Linked DNA regions of Mus musculus: region 1 is linked to region 2. Evidence: chromatin contacts called from ENCODE Hi-C data. All regions are on one chromosome and are shown on one strand. Each heading gives the region's core, a stretch centred on a gene start or an enhancer-like site at or near the end of the contact. The rest is flanking DNA. Distances are from core to core; before and after follow the strand shown. Region 1 holds the start of Olfr1107 (olfactory receptor 1107). Region 2 holds the start of Med19 (mediator complex subunit 19).

Evidence for each region. A loop is a pair of places that touch in the nucleus more often than their neighbours do.
Region 1: a map of T-helper 1 cell shows a loop between it and region 2 (32-fold over the local background). The contact joins the promoter of Olfr1107 here to the promoter of Med19 in region 2. A Hi-C loop is called at or near these places in 4 of 37 maps with a recorded cell type or tissue (T-helper 1 cell, T-helper 17 cell and regulatory T cell).

Annotation. Positions count from the first base shown.
Region 1 is chr2:87,069,372-87,075,585 of GRCm38, forward strand. Olfr1107 (olfactory receptor 1107) reads right to left here and starts at 2,852. Exons shown (of 1, transcript NM_146844.2): 1 at 1,744-2,852. The coding sequence starts at 2,761. The coding sequence ends at 1,823.
Region 2 is chr2:84,675,277-84,681,519 of GRCm38, forward strand. It overlaps Med19 (mediator complex subunit 19), which reads left to right and starts at 3,126. Exons shown (of 5, transcript NM_025885.3): 1 at 3,126-3,385. The coding sequence starts at 3,169. It overlaps Tmx2 (thioredoxin-related transmembrane protein 2), which reads right to left and starts at 3,552. Exons shown (of 9, transcript NM_025868.4): 1 at 3,367-3,552; 2 at 2,575-2,898; 3 at 821-881; 4 at 469-582; 5 at 129-205. The coding sequence starts at 2,763.

The DNA.
Region 1 (6,214 bases), core at 1,602-4,101, 2.4 Mb after region 2:
GTGACACTTGCCAATCTTATAAACTTCCTACTGCCTCTTATTGCAGTCCGATTCCAATTGCATCATGGAAATACTGTAACCTCATGACCCAGTGGGGCACAGAACAATATTATAATGTAGTAAAAGAAAAACAAAAATAACTGTAGTAATTATAATATATGAAAGATTCAATTCAATAAGGATTTATTACATATAACTAGTGATTCTTTGTTTATTTAAATTGAAAATAAGTTTCTCATATAATATATCCTGATCATGATCTCACTCGATAGTTCCCAAAATTTCTTCCATCCCCCTTCCCATTTCAATTTACCCCTTTTCTGTCTCTAATAAGAAAACAATGGGCTTCTAAGGAATAATACTAAAATAAAATAAAATAAAATAATAAAATAAAAACAAAACTAGCAAAATAATAGTATAAGAAGAAAGAAGGAAAAGAAAACCAAAAATAGGCACAAGCCAAAAGTAAAGATACAGATATCTTTTCATTCACATACTCATGAATCCTATGAAAACATTATACAAGGAGCCATAAGATACACAGAAAGAACTGTAAAATAAGAACAGAATACATACATACAGCATATGTTATCTATATGCATGTAAATGTATATTCATAAATTCATATATACTTATATATTTAAAATAAAATACAAATGGAAATATGGTAAAATTTAAAACAAAACAAAGCAAAAATATCACAGCATAAAATTATGAGACTTGAAACCTCAAAAGATGCCATTGAGTTTATTTTCTTTTGGTCATGTATGGTTAGGAATGTGGTGTACTCTTAAAATTATTTTTCCCCAGGGAGTTTATTTCTCTCTTGGAGAAAACTAATTGGAGATACCTTCTGGTATAGGGATGGAAGCATATGTCTACACTTTTTTTTTAACTATAGGACACCATCTAGTACAGACTTCCACAGGCTCTGTGTATGCAACCTCAGACTCTGTGAGGTCATATGTTTCTCATGTTGATTTAGAGGAGCTTGTTTTTTTATATCCTCCAACCCCTCTGTCTTCCACTTTTTCTACTTCTTCTTCAACAGGTTACACTGATACCTGATGAGAGCGTTTTGATTTAGAAATCCAATTTAGGGCTGAGTATTCAAATATGTCTCCCCCTCTGCATATTATCTAACGATTGGTTTCTTTATTTGTTCCCATCTACTGCAGGAAGAAGTTTCTCTGAATAATGGATAAACACATAGCTTATCAATAAGTATAGCAAAATGTCATTAAGAAGTATTTTTGGTATCTTTCTGTAGTAGATCAGACATATATGTTTTTCACACTAAGCCCTTAAGCTATCTAGTCTCATATTCTTGGTTAATTAAACAGCATCAGGCATGTGTTCAGTTTTACCTAAAGCCCCACTTAACGACCAGTCTTCCTCGTTATATTATGCTGAAGAATTCTTTTCATTCCTTACTTATCTACTACTATTATTTGCAACTCCTTAGTTAAGTTTCTATGTCAGAGAAACAGGTATTCCATATCAGTTAGTTTATTTAAAGCTTTAAGTCACAAGCTACATTTTTGTAGCCATTTACAAGTTACATACAAGATTATATACAGAATTGGACACAATAATTTCTTCTTTTATGAAGGCTTTGTAGAGCCATGTAAAAGAATCCATGAGAACTATGTAATTAGAGACATGATAAGTTTTCTCTCAAAAAATACAGTATTTAATTAATAAAAATGACTAAATTATTTTGGTCTAATGTACATCCTGCCTTTTATAAAAGATAAATAAATTTTAAAAATACTACTTTGAAGATTCACACCAAGCTTTCTAAGTCAGAGAAGTGACATATTCAAGAGGTTCTCCTCTCCCTACCAATGAACTTCTTGGCTGCTTCTTTCACATCTTTGTTCCTCAGACTGTAAATTAGAGGATTTAGCATGGGAATGACTAAGGTGTAAAACACAGCAGAGACTTTTTCCTGTTCCATGGAGTACTGAGAGCTGGGCTGGATATAACTAAATGTCACAGAACCATAAAATAATATCACAGCTGTCAGGTGTGAAGCACAAGTGGAGAAGGCTTTGCGCCTTCCCTCAGCTGAGCGGATTCTCAGGATGGCAATGATAATATGGATATAGGACACCATGACAATGATGAAAGTGAAAATAGCAATCACTCCAGAGAAGACCAAAAGCAGCATCTCATTGTTGTGTGCATCAGAGCACGCAAGCTTCAAAAGAGGAGGGATGTCACAGAAGAAGTGATTCACTATGTTGGGACCACAAAAGTCCAGTCTGAGTAAACCTATTGTGTGAGTCAGGGAATTAATGAGGCCACCCAAGTAACATGCAAGAACCATCTGACTGCAGATTCTGTGGGTCATAATAACTGTATACATTAAGGGGTTTGCGATTGCCACATAACGGTCATAAGCCATCATAGACAGAAGAATACCTTCTGTAGTTATGTATACTGCAAAAAAGAAACTCTGAAGAACACAGCCAAAGAATGTGCTAGACTTGTGTTCTGAGAGAAAATCGATGAGCATTTTAGGAGCAATGACAGTAGAGTAGCAGATGTCACAGAAAGAGAGGTTACTAAGGAAGAAGTACATTGGTGTATGAAGGTGGGCATTCAGCCAGATCAAGATAATCATCCCCCAATTACCCACAAGTATGATGAGATACACTATACTGAAAAGCAAAAAGAGAGGAACCTGACAATTAGGGTTTTCTGTTAAGCCAAGGAGCATGAATTCCTTGACCCCTGTATGATTCCAAACTCTCATATTTTCAATAGTCTACAGCTCCTTGTTATCATGAGATGTAAATAAAAAATAAATACCTAAAAATATTTCTTCCAGGATCTGAGAGTCATCATTATATGAGACACTGAGATTGTGCTGTGGTAGATGAAATAGAGAAACCTCAGCAGTAGCCCATAGTGTGCTACAAGAGCTATACAATGAGACTCAAATAATTGCAATGAACACTTGTTTATTCCATTGTCAATTAACTCAGAATAGGAAAGGATAAGAAAAACTCTTTTATGACACAAAGATCTTCATTGGTAGAATTAAGATTTGAGTACAGAGTGTTTGAACTAAAACTCTCTTATTCTCTATTATTTTTCAGCCTTCTACATAGGTGGGATATAAGCTTGCCATAATATCTTGACAAAGAATCTTCAAACATCCTGGGAATAAGTTTTTCAATATATTTCAATTCCAGTTAATCTAAACCTACTCACTTCAATACCATGCCCCCATACCCAATTTTCACAATACGTTACCTAAAATATGTTTGCACATTCTTTCTGGTTCTGTGACACATTTTCGCAATACCGTCTTATAGTTAGAGCCTTAATCAAGACAAAAAAAAAATAGATCATTATTTTCATATGTTCCTTGTTTTCAGAATGATCAAGTATTATGAGTATTATTTTACATAACACTTCTTGCCTTTCATTCAAGTTTTTGCATTGCTGTAATGTAAATTTCAGTATTAAATTTAATGAAATAATCTATAGCATAGATTATAAAAAGAAACATATTGTGAAACAGCAAAACCTACAACTGTCTATACAGTTTTCTTTCAAAAAGTTAAGGTAGAACTTCACCTAATTTCTTCTGAAATGATACAGTTTTCCAATTCAAATTTAGTTAAGGTAAATATCAGTATGCATATATTTTCTAACACAATCGATAAATGTCTAGCACTTATTATTACATGGCTATATGATTCTTTTGAAATAACGGAACACATTTATCATCAGCATCATGACTTTAAGCTGCTAATGTACTGTTACAAATATAAACACCTTGATAAGTCACAGAATAACTAGCATATAAAATTAAAGTTGGACAAAGAACAAGAGGAATTAGTGAGTGCTATAATATTAATGGAATCAATTTCTGGTTAATTGATGTTACTACATCATTTGCTGAAAAATTGGTGACTGAAAGTAACAAAGATTCATTCACTTCTAGATTGGACATCAGAAGCATAACAGTATCTAATTTCATAGGTGGAATCTACATAGCTATGAAGTCATACTCCTAGGAGGAGTTCTAAAAGATAGATACATTTAGTAGCCAAGTACCCTCCTTTTGAGCCTCTAAATCAAACTCACTGTGGTAATAAGCCTTTTCTTCTAAGAGAATAATAAATTGGATTTGCCTTTCATCACTGATTCTTCTTCCTTACTCATATTGAAAGAACATTTGATTATGTACAATTCCAACATTCATAATCCAAGTTAATTTTGCCTCTCATGTTCTTCCTCTGATTCACAGGTCAATTCATTGGTTCTACATATGAAGTAGTATGTATGTATCATTAGATTGAGATTTAAACATCAATAGGAACTATCAATCAGTCGGTCAAATGCAAAATGTCCAATGAATGACTTTATATAAGATCCAGTATGAGATATGTAGGTGTGTTTAAAAAAAAAAAAACTATCCAAAGAAGAAAATACAGTAAGTTCAAAACCCCAAATAAAGCCCTGGATAGGGGTTTCTAAATGTTAAGTGAAAAGAATAACAAGAGAAAATGCAGAGGGTTTACCATTTTGTTTGTGGCCACTGAAATGTGTTTGAAAGCTCTCAGTGAGATGGGGGAAACATTTGATCAATACAATGGTTACCAAAGAACATTTCTATTTTCAATAGTTGTATTTTAGGATTTTATGATTAAACTCCTTCCTCAAATGTTTTTGCATAATAAAATCATGTTATTTTATATTACTGCTCTAATTAACAGCTGTATTGAACTTCATGGTATATGAATTTGTTTGTTTTTTTATGAGATATGTATGTATCTCATTAAGCTCAATTAGCAATCTTTTTAACATTCAAATAATATTTTGTAAATTTGAAAAAGCCTGTGAGGCACCTGAGACTTCAAGAACATATTGGAAGCTCACATTTTCCAGGGAATATGTAGTAAGCTTGGCATACTCTTTCATATTGATGGATATTGATTCATCACCATAGAAATGATCACTCTATAAGCTCAAGCCATTCCACTGAAACCTAGTCACCTTAGTCCCTGTCTATGTTCCAGATCACAGGCCTTTGGAAGAACAGTGTATCAGACATCACTCTATCCTAGTAAAAAGTAAAAGTGACAGAAATCATAAAGCTATTGACATTAAAATGTAATTCAATCATTTTTTCATTTCCTTTTCTCCTTCCAAACTTAGGTCTTCATCTTTGCTCTCTTTCAAACCCATGACCTCCTGATAGAAATTTAAAGCTCATTTACAATACCAATGACTGAGTATTCGGTCCTCAAAAATTTTTACTCCTAAAGGAGTTATGTTCAAAGTTTATTTTGCATCCTTTATATAGTGTGTCTGATGTATCATCACAAATCAACCTATTTAAATGAATATGACATTCTTTCAGAGTCATTATATGATTACAGTACAACATCCCTAATGCATGTTCATCCAGAAACAAGAATACAATAAGAGTAGTCCTACAACCTTAAATGTTTTACCATAACAGTTAAAAATGGAACCCTACAAATCCTTATCAGATGAGCTGATGATTACCAAAATTTTATTATGTTCATACACAAGAACAGAGTTATTTTCATAAACAAACATATCACATTAAATGATATTATTAGGAGAGGTATTTTTAAAACTTTTATAAAGTATTGACCATGTTTTACACATGAAAAAACAAGATATTGTATTGTAATTGAAAATTAATAGAGAAGTAAAGAAAAATATCATGTAATATTTATTGAATATAAAACTTTCCATTTATATAAATTCTGCATTTAACTGCTATAGTTAGCCTTAGTAGCAAAACATGAATGAAACGGAACTACAAGATAGATATGTTACCTTGATATCAGCACACCACAGTGAACAATAGAACTGCTGTGACAAGTTGTCTAAGCTTTCTTAAAATCCAAACTGTGAACATGTACTAGGATGGAAAACAAATGGAGAAAAATAGAAAATAATTCTTAAAATATTTCATTGGAATTTTTAATGAAAAATAGTTTCAAAACGTTTAAAAGTATTAGTACTTTCTTAAATTAAATTAATTTATTTACTGAACTAATAAAGAATCATGAATTCTATACATATTTCAATTCTTAAAATTTTATTTTTTTAAATTAGTGTAATATCTTTAATGTACAGGATGGATGTAGAAATAAATAACAGAAACATATTTAGTCTTACCTTGGCCAAGAACAGTTAATATAATCATAATGTAAAT
Region 2 (6,243 bases), core at 1,876-4,375:
CGCCTCCCAAGTATGAGGATAACAATCACCCATCACCAACCCCAGCGATTTACTTCTACCCTGAGGCACTGTCTTTATGAATAAAGAACACAAAGCAGGAACCAAGAAACAGAAAGTAGAATACTCACATCAATGGTTTTATCATTGAAGTACTTGATATACTCAGGACCCATGTACAGCGGGGGCTTGCAGGTCATCAGGAACACTGAACACAGAGAGAAAATGTTAAAAGATAACAAGGCCTGTTACAGATTTATTTGCAATTTCAGTCATTGAAGAACACATACGTGCACATATTCCTCTTAAAACCCTGTCTAAGTCAACACCACCTGAGCTACACATACAGTTCATTAGGTGCAAGATAAGGATCGGAATCTGGTCCTCAAAAATCAAACCTTTATCAAAGAACTTTACTATTTCAAATGATTACATTGTAGAACCTTAGCATAATAAAAGCCATTTTCTCACCTATGCAGAGTGTGAGGTATAGCAGACCCATTCGAATATCCAGTCGGAAGAAAAGGATGGCGTTGGCCACTTTACTAAACATAAAGATGTTGCCTACATGTTGCTCCACAGTGACTGGAACACAGAGAGAGCACAGTCAGGCTGGGCTGAAGCTCCCACTCTTTGGCCCTCTTCCTGGGCTTCTTTGAAGTGGGAACAGGAGGGAGAGGATCTAGAAGCCCAAGGTGAAACTCCCCCGGCATGAAATGTGGATCGAGTTTACTAAATACACCGTTCCTCCTATAACACTACAAAGGAGCCTCAGCAGGGCATGAGTCCCAACCCCCAGCCAGTCCACAGCAGCAAAACTTACTGGATCTGCGGTTCTTCATCATCACAATGGCACTGAGGAACATCAGGATCTCCACTTCTCTCTGGAAGATATACAACAACAAAGCAGTGAGCCGGGCTGACGGGACAGGGGGCAAACTATGAAATGTAAAACGAGACCCAGCTTGAGTCAGTAAGACAGAGACACAAGTGGAGCAGGTTGGGGGGTAGTGGTACCAACAAGTCAAAGGGGTTACCCTTGGCAAATGGCTGGTATCGTTCAACAAATCCATGGCCTTTGGGTTTTCTCTTTTTTTTCCTCCATCCCTCCTTCTGTCCTTGAGACTTGGTCTCACTATCTTGCCCAGGCAACTTCTCCTGCTTTAGTCTGTACAGTAGGATTATTGGGGTGGATAACCACGCCCCACTGGTTTTCTTTCTTTGACAGTTTGTGTGTGTGTGTGTGTGTGTGTGTACACCCTCATGCATGTGCTACAGCATACATGGGGAAGATAGAGGACAACATGCAGAAGTCAGTTCTTCTTTCAAACTCTCAGTGCTCCTCCCACCTCAGCCTCTCAAGTGCAGGCCTTCTTTTTTGTCATTTGATTATGAGAAAGGATCTTGATATATAGCTGAGGCTATGATGTTTTGTTTTTCATAGGTCAAGCTGGCACTCAAGTCTTAAGTATGTGAGTTAAGGGAGAAAGAGTTCAGAAAGACTGAAAAACATAAGCACTTCATTTTCTTTACCATAGTCATCTATACCATATTGGTGGGATTTGAAGCTATTATCGTAAGAGGGCCTAATGAAATCATAGAGCAATTCTTAAGAGGTACCTGGCTGAATTGCAATTTATAAAGAAAGACTCTAGAGTACAGGGATTGAGATAAGTAGAGTATCTGTTGTGCTCTTTCATTTTGAGTTAGTGTCTAACTATGTAGTCCTGATGGATCTAGAAATCCTATATAGACCAGGCTTACATCAATCTTAAAGAAGTCCACCTGCCTCTGTCTCCAGAGAGCTGGGATCAAAAGGGTACAACACAAAGCCTGGCAACAGTACTGTATCTTTAATGTAAACAAAGTTAATCTTATTTGAGAGTCCCAGAACATGTGAGGCCTGCCCAAGGTTATATCAATACCTTTAGGCCTTAAGTCCTGGTCATTGCTATTTTAGCATAAATACCTGTATAGGTATTTATTAGCTCTATGTCCACAACCTTTACGGCAAATGTTAATTGTTCTTACATACTGCTTCTTAGATGGTTGAGGGGCCTCCCTCCCCACACCTCATATTTTTGTAATCTTCCCTGTTTTTCTATCCCACCGCAGGAAGATAGTGTGCATAGTTACTATGCCCAGAGTATTCGATTTTCCATCCAAGTCATTTATTTTGTTGAGTCAGCGACCTTCGTCTGCCAGTCTATCAGAGAATTGAATAAGGTTAGACAGCACTTTCTGAACGCTGCGTTTCCTTGGGAAATCGCCTAACTACACTGTGATCACTTCGTTAAAAATTAAACAAAAAAAATTTAATGGTATTTCTACTATTGGCCTTTTCTTCACTGGCGCCCCAGGTAGCTTGGAATCACTGTAGAATACTGTTCATCTGTGATGGAAACCCTGTAATCTGTTTCTCCATCTTAAACACGGAGGTTATGACTAGATAACGGCCTAGGCTCTGCACTCAGTCTGTAAGGCGGCTACATCCCGAAACCTGCTCCCAGATTTTCACATGCACCTGCAGGGCAGGGATGGTCAAGGTCGAGAGCTGGTAAGGCAGGGGGCGCTCACCCAGTCAAAGTCACACGGGTTGCCATCTTCGCGTTGCGTGGGGAGACCATTGCAAATCGGTGGCAGTTTCCTCACGAGGAGGAAAGCAATGGAAAGCAGAGCAGACAGAAGGCAATAAGGTCGGGCCAGCCATCGAGAAAGCCGCGGCACCGAGTACACCAAAGCAATCAGAGGCGCAAGGACAGCCATCTTTCCTGCCTACTCTCTCGCAGGCTCACTCCCGCTCCCCAAATCTTCGTCCTCCGCCCCCACCAGCAAGGCTTCTATTGGACCAAATATCAGATGCAACGCCTCCAGACCCGGATGTAGATCTCTTATTGGATGCTATAATAGATCAGAAAATGAATTAAATAGTCTATTGGTCCTCATCGTTGTCGCTTTTCTAACTGAGTCATTTTATTGGCTATTAGTCTGCGAACCACCTTCCTAACCAGTCTCTCAGGCGACGGAAGTAAGTTGCCGGAAGATGGTAGGCGGGGCTTAATGTATCCAATGATGGGACACTCTTAGACGAAGAGGGTGGTACCCTGTGAAAGTACTGTCCAATCAAAGTAATTAACGCCCGATCCCGGGTAACCAGGAGCGCAGAGTGCTATGGAGAACTTCACGGCACTGTTTGGAGCTCAGACTGACCCCCCACCGCCACCAAGCGCCCTAGGCTTTGGGCCTGGAAAGCCACCCCCGCCACCCCCTCCTCCTCCGGGAGGTGGTCCAGGCGCAGCCCCGCCCTCGACGGCAACCTCGGCCCCCGCAGGAGCGGATAAGTCGACGGCTGGAAGTGGCCCCTTCTACCTGATGCGGGAATTGCCAGGTGAGTAGTAGGCCAAGAGTAGCCACTCAGATTGTAGTTCAGGTGAGGGTGTGGCTAGCCTGTCCCGCTAGGTGTGAGATAACAGGGCTACGCGGGGCCAGTGGGCAACAGTGTCAGAAGCCCTTTGGCGATTCACAACCCTAAGGGATAACTTGATTTTCTGGGGTGGGTTTGGGTTGGGTGTGAATATCTGGGACAACCTTCAGCGAGAAGTTCTGTGATCCGGGTTCTCTGACTGCCGTTTGTGACTCTATAAAAACGTGAGCCGTTGTTTAGAACTCGGGAGACCCGATTTAACATTTCTGGAGACACTTAAGATTTTAGTTTAAAGTCTGTCACAAACTTGTTGGTTTGTAGCAAGTTGCCTTCCTTGTCAGGGACTCGGAGATTAACCTGTTCAAAGAAAGGATTAGAATTGAATCAATTCTTACTTTCATAAAATTATTCGGGGAAATTGTGGTGGTGGGGGGCGTGGCTCAGTGGTAGAACTCTTGCCTGCCTTGCAAAAGGCGTCGCGTTCACAGAATCATTTCTGAGTAGGTAGCATTCAAGAATAAACAAAGCCATCCCTGTTTGGATAGAGAGGAGATACTAGGTACAAGAAACTAAATCAGGAGACCTTGGGGGGCGGGGCTTAGAATATCTGAGGGGCAGAAGACACATTGGACTCAGGAAAGCGGAAAAAATCCAGTAGTGATGGGAAATAGGTAGAGGCTTTTATAAGGCAAGGTAGGTTGTTTAAAGTTCAAATTGAAGTCATTTCAATATAGGTGCAAAATGATCTAATTTAGTGATTTTTAGATATCCAGCAGAAACATGAAAAATGAAAATAGGATAATCAGAAGTTGCCAGTCAGTGTTCAGAAAAGGAATGGTTTGGACCAGGGCTTAGTGGTCGGGAAGCAAATGAATACAGGATACATGTTAAAGGTAAAGCCTACAGAAATAAAGAACTAAATATACACAGAGAGAGGAATTGTGAGTGTCCTGTACAAAGGGTACAGTAGTCTGAGACTAGGAAGGCATGGAAAGAAAAAATTTGAAGAGCTAAAACTTAAGAGGCGTTCTGGACATGTTAAGTCTTGGGGAACTTGTAGTACTCCATACCAGCACTCAGGAGGTGAAGGCAGAAGGAGCTATAGTTCAAGCCCAGCCTAGGAGACATGAGATCCTGCTTCAAAAAAGAAATAAAAACCTCAGTTATCCCAGTATTTATTAGCAAAATAGTTTGAAGTTCACATCAGTGCAGTGTGTAACAATATGTAATACTTACTATAGTCCTTTTAGATAGATAGGTATTGTCTGTATTTTTTAATTGAGAACTGAAGCATAAAGAAATGACTGTTAAGGCAGTTTTCTTTTTCCTTATTTTAGTTGTTTTTTGTTTTTTTTAAAGATATGTATATGACTACACCATTGCTCTCTATGGACACACCAGAAGGAGGCATCAGATCCCATTACAGATGCTTGTGAGCCACCAGGTGGTTTCTGGGAATTGAACTCAGGACCTCTGGAAGAGCAGTTGATGCACTTAACCACTAAGCCAGCTCTCCAGCCCATCTTACTGGGTTTTTGAGACATGGTCTCACTCAGTAAGCCTGGCTTGTCTCAAATTCATTGTAGACTAGGCTGGCCTTGAACTCACAGAGATCCACTTGCCTCTACCTTCAAGTATGTACCATCATGCCCAGCTTCTTCCAGCAGTTTATCTTTTGCATTACCTGTTCTAATTATACCATTAATAGATCAGTTGATAAGTACTGAATATCCAAGGTATGGTGGGATTATGAGAAGTAAAGATTATATACATATATATATGATTTATTTATTTATTATATGTAAGTACACTGTAACTATCTTCAGACACTCCAGAGAGGGCATCAGATTTCGTTATGGATGGTTGTGAGCCACCATGTGGTTGCTAGGATTTGAACTCGGGACCTTCGGAAGAGCAGTCGGCACTCTTAACCACTGAGCTATCTCACCAGCCCCGAGAAGTGAAGATTATTAAGCCTAGTTTTTAGGTAGCCTATTTTTTGAGATCCAAAATACATGGTTTAAGGATTGTGCTTATATTTTGTGGGTGTCAGTCTTATTTATTTATAGTTCAACACAGGAAGCAATGTTAAAAACTACCTGATAGTTTTCAAAATGTGTTAGCCAAAATGACAGCAAGAATAAGATGTCATTTGAACTAAACACTGAAGAATTTATATAGGTAAACAAAATTAGAAAGTTGTTTTCTCAAAGGAAATAGTGTTACAGTTTTTTGTTTGTTTGTTGTTTTTTGTTTTTCGAGACAGGGTTTCTCTGTGTAACCCTGGCTGTCCTGGAACTCACTCTGTAGACCAGGCTGGCCTCAAACTCAGAAATTGGCCTGCCTCTGCCTCCCAAGTGCTGGAATTAAAAGTGCCACCACTGCCTAGCTGTGTTACAGTTTTGTTGCTGTTTTCTACCCAGAAGATAATTAGATCTGCTGCAGACCCTCTGGTCCCGCAAGATCCATCTGGATACATTAGAAATTTTGCATGGAAGATTAGTGGTTGATTAGACTCCAAAGTTAAGTTGCAATATGATTAGGAAAGCTAGGGATGTAGCTTAGTTGGTAAAGTAAATGCTTAGCATGCATAAAGACCTCTCTCTATTCAATCTCCATACTTGACAAACCAGGCTTGGTGGTATACTTATATAATCCCAGCCCTTTGGAGGTATAGGCAGGAAGATCAGGAGTCCAAGATCATCGTTGGCTACATGAGACCTTGCCTTAAAAAGGGCTATGGGAACTGGAGAGATGGCTCGAAGGTTATGACGTTAAGGACATTTGATGTTGTCCAAAGGACCAAGTTTTGGTTCCTGTAA